2 separate regions of the Homo sapiens genome follow, and region 2 is linked to region 1. A link is a loop called in an ENCODE intact Hi-C map of the cell type or tissue named here. Cell type or tissue: CD14-positive monocyte. All regions are shown on one strand.

What was found. Hi-C counts contacts between places; a loop is a spot of excess contacts. Peaks named below come from ENCODE experiments on the same cell type or tissue, not always from the same donor. Only the 100,000 strongest peaks of a DNase experiment are listed, where the experiment ranks them.
Region 2: a loop joins it to region 1, with 7 times the contacts of the local background. A loop is called at or near these places in 1 of 110 quality-filtered maps.

The regions. Positions count from the first base shown.
Region 1 is chr2:40,218,261-40,222,260 of GRCh38, reverse strand. All of the region lies in intron 2 of SLC8A1 (solute carrier family 8 member A1), which reads left to right. All of the region lies in intron 3 of SLC8A1-AS1 (SLC8A1 antisense RNA 1), which reads right to left. Among named protein-coding and RNA genes, the nearest start is that of SLC8A1, 230 kb to the left of the region's middle. In CD14-positive monocyte, no CTCF peak of the experiment used is centred here; a DNase peak (open chromatin) is centred at 1,890; H3K27ac peaks cover 954 bases.
Region 2 is chr2:40,075,139-40,079,138 of GRCh38, reverse strand. All of the region lies in intron 2 of SLC8A1-AS1 (SLC8A1 antisense RNA 1), which reads right to left. Among named protein-coding and RNA genes, the nearest start is that of SLC8A1-AS1, 160 kb to the right of the region's middle. In CD14-positive monocyte, no CTCF peak of the experiment used is centred here; no DNase peak of the experiment used is centred here.

The DNA.
Region 1 (4,000 bases):
TTGGTCAGGTTTGTCAAAGATCAGATGGTTGTAGATATGTGGTATTATTTCTGAGGCCTCTGTTCTGTTCCACTGGTATATATATATATATCTAATTTGGTACCAGTACCATGCTGTTTTTGTTACTGTAGCCTTGTACTATAGTTTGAAATCAGGTAGTGTGATGCCTCCAGCTTTGTTCTTTCTGCTTAGGATTGTCTTGGCTACACAGGCTCTTTTTTAGTTCCATATGAAATTTACAGTAGCTTTTTCTAATTCTGTGATGAAAGTCAATGGTAGCTTGATGGGGATAGCATTGAATCTATAAATTACTTTGGGCAGTATGGCCATTTAAATGATATTGATTCTTCCTATCCATGAGCATGGAATGCTTTTCCATTTGTTTGTGTCCTCTCTTATTTCCTTGAGCAGTGGAGTTCTCCTTGAAGAGGTCCTTCACATCCCTTGTAAGCTGTATTTCTAGGTATTTTATTCTCTTTGTAGCAATTGTGAATGGGAGTTCACTCATGATTTGGCTCTCTGATTGTCTATTATTGCTGTATAGGAAGACTTGTGATTTTTGCACATTGATTTTGTATCCAGAGACTTTGCTGAAGTTGCTTATCAGCTTAAGGAGATGAAACGTTGGGGTTTTCTAAATATACAATCATGTCATCTGCAAACAGAGACAAATTGACTTCCTCTCTTCCTATTCAAATACCCTTTATTTCTTTCTCTTGCCTGACTGCCCTGGCCAGAACTTCCAATACTATGTTGAATAGGAGTGGTGAGAGAGGGCATCCTTGTCTTGTGCCAGTTTTCAAAGGGAATGCTTCCAGGTTTTGCCCATTCAGTATGATAGTGGCTGTGGGTTTGTCATAGATAGCTCTTATTATTTTGAAATACGTTCTATCAATACCTAGTTTATTGAGAGGTTTTAGCATGAAGGGGTGTTGAATTTTACTGAAGGCCTTTTCTGCATCTATTGAGATAATCATGTGGTTTTTGCCATTGGTTCTGTTTATGTGTTGTATTATGTTTATTGATTTGCATATGTTGAACCACCCTTGCATCCCAGGGATGAAGCTCACTTGATCATGGTGGATAAGGTTTTTGATGTGCTGCTGGATTCAGGTTGCCAGTATTTTATTGAGGATTTTCACATCGATGTTCATCAGGGATATTGGCCTGAAATTTTCTTTTTTGTTGTTGTTGTGTCTCTGCCAGGTTTTGGTATCAGGATGATGCTGGCCTCATAAAATGAGTTAGGGAGAAGTCCCTCTTTTTCTGTTGTTTGGAAGAGTTTCAGAAGTGATGGTACCAGCTCCTCTTTGTACCTCTGGCAGAATTTGGCTATGAATCTGTCTGGTCCTGAGCTTTTTTTTGGTTGATAGGACTTTTTTTTTGAAGAAAAAAAAATTCAACTATTAAGAAGTGGGCTTTTACTAAGCTCTTTCTCTTCCTCATCTAGTCTGAATCTGTTACAATCTTGCATCATTCTGTAAGCATCAAGCAGCCTGTCAGGAAAAGGATGAACAAAAAAGAACTAGAAAGAGCGAGACAAATAGAGAGAGCTCCAAGCCAAGAAGACTTTTCACCACCCCCACATCCATGCCCTAAAATAGACATAAAACTGCACATTCTTATAATTCATTGACCAGGTTAGGAGTTAGCAGAAATTAATAGCTGAGTGCTTTTTTCTTAATGGAACGACTGCTTTGTCAGGAAAATAAAACAGAAAAACTGCAAAATTCAACTAGTCTCCAGATCAGCTAGCCAGCAAGTGGCAAACAAAGTGCACAGAGATCTGTGCCCAAAGGCCGCTCAATTTAGGACCTTCCCAACAAGCACCCAAATGGCGATGATGGCTAAGCATTGAGCTTAAACATGACTCACTAATGACCTCCTTTAAAAATAGTGCTGTTCTTCCCTTGCACAAGAGGTGAAAGAGCCAAGTCAGAGATGTCTCAGCTGTCAGAGTTGGCACTCCCATGGAAGCCCAGATAGCTGTAATTTATTTTTTCTCTTTTTTCTTCTTCTCTCCACTGTTTTCCTCCTGCTTCTTCCTCTCTTGTCTTTCTCCTTTTCCTTTGTCTCTTTCTCTTTCTTCTTTTTCCTCAAAAAAAAAAAAAAGCCTATTTTGTTTCAGCAACAATTATTCTCCTTTTCATGCCCATTGCTAGCCAGTTGAAAGGTCACAGGTTCAAAGATATAACAAGAGCCAAGAAACTTTGGGCTCATTGGCCTGAGATAAAAAATTATACATAAGAAATAGAGATGTATCAATCTCAGATAAGAAAAAAATCTTATTTATTTGGCACAATTTTAGTCAAATTTTGCCCTAACCAAATTTTGACAGAAAGATGTATTGATTTTCTAAAAAAAAAAAAAAAAAAAAAAAAAAAATCCTATAGTAGGGAGGCTCTGTTGGAGCTAAATCACATTTTTCAAGCAATCTCATGCATAGCAAACAAAGCACATCTCTCTCATCAACTAGGTTTTGCTAATTAAGATACTGATTTGATTCTTTTCTATTTCTCAAACTTAAAAATCATTATTGCTATAAACTGAAGTATTTTAAAACACCTTTGCTTGTTTGATTGGCTAACAACTTATTAGAATAAAAGTCTGAAGAGAAGAAAAAAACTTATAATTGTAATGCCTGAGGCCTCTTAAAAAATGTTTGTAAGTTTTCTTATATACCAGATAGTATCGCTGAAGGAAACTACATGGGTATATTTCAACTTCATTTCTATTTCTCTTGCCCTGAAATTCTCTGCAACATTGAGTTGGGCACAAAATATCTAATGTCTTCAATGAGCTCTTAAAGGTTGATGAGAAATTGAAGAAAATCTTGACAATATTTTGAACTGTTTTGAAAGAACTCCCTGCAATTCTGTCCATAGCAAACTTTGCCATGTGCTGACAGTAGGGATGAGGCAATTGCCACAATTACTCCTTGTAACCTCAGCCAGTTTCTGAATTTTAATTCCATGTAAAAAGCCTCCAAGGTCAAACAAGAGCTGTGCTTCTCCACTTTTCCTTTTTCCTTGTTCTCAATGGTTTCTCCTCTATGAACACACACCTCTAAAGATTAATCTCCATGACCCAACTCCGCTCCAGCATCCCAATTGAAAGGGGCACAAAACTTGGGTTCCCCAAGATTAGGAGAATCCTACATGTAGTCTTCCCTGCTTAACTTCTCCAACAAAGATCTTTATGATTATGGAGATTATATCAGACCAAGAAATAGGATTTGACTTTGAGTGTTACAGAGGGAAAGCCCAGTTTCCTGTGAAGCACTAGCTAATATTGCTTTCTAAGTCAAAACTTTAGTGTAAGTTAAAAAAAGCACTCAGGGGTAACTCCCTGCCACAAACGTTGGGCACACAGCCAGGGCACTGTGCTATTAGCCTCGGGGTGAGCCCAGATTCCCAGAACATGCAAGTCAGCATTTTTCATCCAACGATAGAGGTGTCCTGCTGAAATCTAAAATAGAAGAAACAGGTCTACCAATCTCTGCAAGCAAGGATGTTAATTAGTTTTTTTTTTTTCCCCCAGAAGAATGTTTTCATCTTTCATAAAGCATTATGGTCACTAGATAAATGTAATCATTTATAATCATAAAGTACATAAGCTAAGGTCTATATGCCTCCTTTTTTTTCCCTTTGCTTTATATACAGAAAATTCCATATACGATAATATTAGGTTGGTGCAAAATTAATTGCAGATTTTGCCATTAAAAATGGGCCATATTAAAAGTAATGGCAAAATAGTAAAAGTAGCGGCAAAATGTTAAAAAGTAATTGTAAAAACCACAATTAATTTTGTACCAATCAAATATGTAATGGTAATTTTAACCTACTTGGTCATATCAAATTTTTTGTTATTTAGAAACAGTCTTTCTAGCTGCCTAGTTTTATTCAAAAATTCTGTGCCTAATTTATTGCCACTCCCTTCTTCACAATACAGTAATTACATGCAATTTGTAATGAGTTTATCAAAGGAAAGCACAGCTAGC
Region 2 (4,000 bases), 140 kb after region 1:
ATCTCTGCCTCTCCTCTACTGTGTGTAGTTTAAAAAGTTGGCTTTAATCAGCTGTTCCTCTTGCCTCTCTAGCCATCATAAATATTAAGGTGAAGGTTTTACCCCCAAAATTATCCCTCAGTAAAGAAGGAATCACATTTATCCACATCCTTACAAAACCTTTTTAAAGAAATGAGTGCAATCTATACAACTATATTTGGAACAAGAAAGTATCTTTTGAGTTAGACCCCTTAGCCTGAAATGCCCACAGTCAATGTTCATTTGGATGTTTATATAGGTCACATGATGAATTAGTCTGTGGACTACAAGAAAACGAGAAATCTAATAAAGGTGTAGTAGTTATTCCTAGGGTATGACCTCATCTCAGTGAGCGCCGGATATCATCATAGAGAAGCCTTTGAAAGATCATTTGAAAAATAAACATAATAAGTTATGTTGTGGTTATCACAAACACACACTCCCAAAATGAATAAAAATCAAGCATACTCATGTTTCTTAAGGATATTTGTGACTAGGGATAATAAATGCCAGTAAAGGCATCTGTATCATATACAGATTCCAAAGGACTATCGCTCAAAAAACCTTAGATGGAAATGAAAATGACATTCTCTGGAAAACTGTTAGATGATTCAAAAGCAGCTTTATTACTGAGGATGTTAATGCAGAATATTTATGTGTTTAAAACATTATGAAATATGAGAGTAGAAAATACTATATTACTAATTCTTTCTGAAATATGCTATTTTAATATGTCTGTATAAATAAAAAATGAATATATTTTTTATCTTTTTGGATGCTTAAAAGTTAACATATTATATCAAGTGAATCTGTTTTGTGTGTCTGTTTACTTTCTATTGGGGAAAATGGAAGATACCTTATGTGGAGTCTCCTTGCTCAGGTCTTGTGTATTAGTCATTGGAGTCCTTTCCGATCTTATGTATTTATACAATAAAGATAACAGAAACCCAGAAATAATGTTACATTTACAACTCACACAAAGTGGTTAATGGCAGAGATTGGACTAGAACCCATCTGTGTACTTAGGTCCATGTTCAGAAAGGAGGAAGCCATTTCAACCAGAGAGGGAATCCCAACAACACTACAGAGTCAGAGGTAAGTGTTGTGGGAGTAGAAAGTAATGAGGATAGTAAAGTGAGAGGCTCTATGCATTGGTGAGAAGAGACCAGGAAAGTCGGAAGACTATTTTCTTCCTAAAATAACTATATTCTATTCTACTGCAAAAATAATAAATGTCATGGTAGAAACGTGGTTTGGTTTCCTTTCTTCTGTGGACTAATTCTTCCTCCACTCCACAAAGTATTCCCAGGGGTGTCGAACATAGAGTTATGTGTGGTTGCATCTGTGAGGGTCCCTCTCTCCTGAACAAAGTTATGCATCTACATAGGTCATGTGATTCAAAGGAGCCAATTAGATTCATACTGGAGAAATTCTTTCTCCTGGGGTTATGAAGTAAAAATGATAACTAGTGTCATTGGCCACGTTTTCTGGCCACATGAAAGAAAATCATCATCTGTGAGGGAGAATGAAGTCAACATTCAGAGAAATGCAGTCAAGAAACCTAATGAAGAAGAGCATCCTGCTTTGAGCCTGCTGCTCTGGCTGTTCCTGAACACTTTCCCTAGACTTCCCAGTCATACACCACAAAACTTCCCTTTTTATTCAAAGCAACCAACAACGTTCTAAGCATATTGAGGAAAATATAGACAATCAGAAAGAAGAAAATAGAAATCAACCACAGTCACTACTCAAGAATAAACACACACACACAATTGTATGTGTAAATATGCTGCTTAATAAAATCATCTTTACTAACAATATAATGCAAATATATTTTCACAGATTTTACTGCCTATGTCGACTCTAATATTAACCAGCTATGTGAGAGTAACTCATCTTTTAAAATCTCTGTTTATCAGTTTTTATACCTGTCAAGCAAAGTTTGAAATTTGATCATTAGGATACCACAGCCAACATCATACTGAATGGTCAAAAGTTGGAAGCATTTCCCTTGAGAACTGAAATAAGACAAGGCCTTCTCATCACTCCTATACAAGATAGTACTAAAAGTCCTAGTCAGACAACCAGGCAAGAAAAATAAAAGCCATCCAGATAGAAAAAGAAGAATTGCTGGAAAACCCTAAAGGCTCTCTCAAAGGTTTCCCAGATCTGACAAACAACTTCAGTAAAGTTACAGAATACAAAATCAATGTACAAAAGTCAGTAGCATTTCTAGCACTAATAACATTTAAGTTGAGAGCCAAATCAAGAACACAATCCCATTTACAATAGCCACCCCCCACCAAAAAAAAAAAAAAAAAACTAGGAATACATCTAACCAAGATCGAACTCTACAAGGAGAACTACAAAACACTGCGAGAAGAAATAATCCATGTGAATATCCTCAATATAATACTGGCAAACCGAATCCAGCAGCACATCAAAAAGCTTATCCACCACAATCAAGTCGGCTTCATCACTGAGATGCAAGCCTTGTTCAACATATGCAAATCAATAAACGTAATCCAACACATAAACAGAACCAATGACAAAAACCACATGACTATCTCAATAGATGCAGAAAAGGCCTTCAATAAAATTCAACACCCCTTCATGCTAAAAACTCTCAATAAACTAGGTATTGATGGAATGTATCTCAAAATAATAAGAGTTATTTATGATAAACCCACAGCCAGTATCACACTGAAGGCACAAAACCTGGAAGCATTCCCTTTGAAAACCGGCACAAGACAAGGATGCCCTCTCTCACCACTCCTATTCAACATAGTATTGGAAGCTCTGGCCAGGGCAATCAGGCAAGAGGAAGAAATAAAAGGGTATTCAAATGGAAAAGAGGAAGTCTCTCTGTTTGCAGATGACATGACTGTATGTTTAGAAAACCCCACCGTTTCAGTCTTAAATCTCCTTAAGCTGATAAGCAACTTAAGCAAAGTCTCAGGATACAAAATCAATGTGCAAAAATCACAAACATTCCTATACACCAATAATAGACAAACAGAGAGCCAAATCATGAGTGAACTCCCATTTACCATTGCTACAAAGAGAATAAAATACCTAGGAATACAACTTACAAGGGATGTGAAGGACCACTTCAAGGAGAACTACAAACCACTGCTCAAGGAAATAAGACAGGACAAAAACAAGTGGGAAAACATTCCATGCTCATGGATAAGAAGAATCAATATTATGAAAATGGCCATACTGCCCAAGGTAATTTAAAGATTCAGTGCTATCCTTATCAAGCTTCCATTGACTTTCTCCACAGAATTAGAAAAAACTGCTTTAAATTTCATATGGAACCAAAAAATAGCCCATATAGCTAAGACAATCCTAAGCAAAAAGAACGAAGCTGGAGTCATCATGCTGACTTCAAACTATACTACGAGGCTACAGTAACCATAACAGCATGAACCTGGTACCAAAACAGATATATAGACCAATGGAACAGAACAGGGGCCTCAGAAATAACACCACACATCTACAACCATCTGATCTTTGACAAACCTGACACAAACAAGCAATGGGGAAAGGATTCCCTATTTAATAAATGGAGTTGGGAAAACTGGCTAGCCATATGCAGAAAACTGAAACTGCACCCCTTCCTTACACCTTATACAAATATTAACTCAAGATGGATTAAAGACTTTAAAGTAAGACCTAAAACCATAATATCCCTAGAAGAAAACCTAGGCAATAACATTCAGGACATAGGCATGGGCAAAGACTTCATGACGAAAACACCAAAAGCAATGGCAACAAAAGGCAAAATTGACAAATGGGATCTAATTAAAATAAAGAGCTTCTGCACAACAAAAGAAACTATCATCAGAGTGAACAGGCAACCTACAGAATGGGAGAAATTTTTTGCCATCTATCCATCTGACAAAGGGCTAATATCCAGCAAGTATAAGGAACTTGAATTTACAAGAAAAAAACTAACAACCCCAACAAAAAGTGGGCA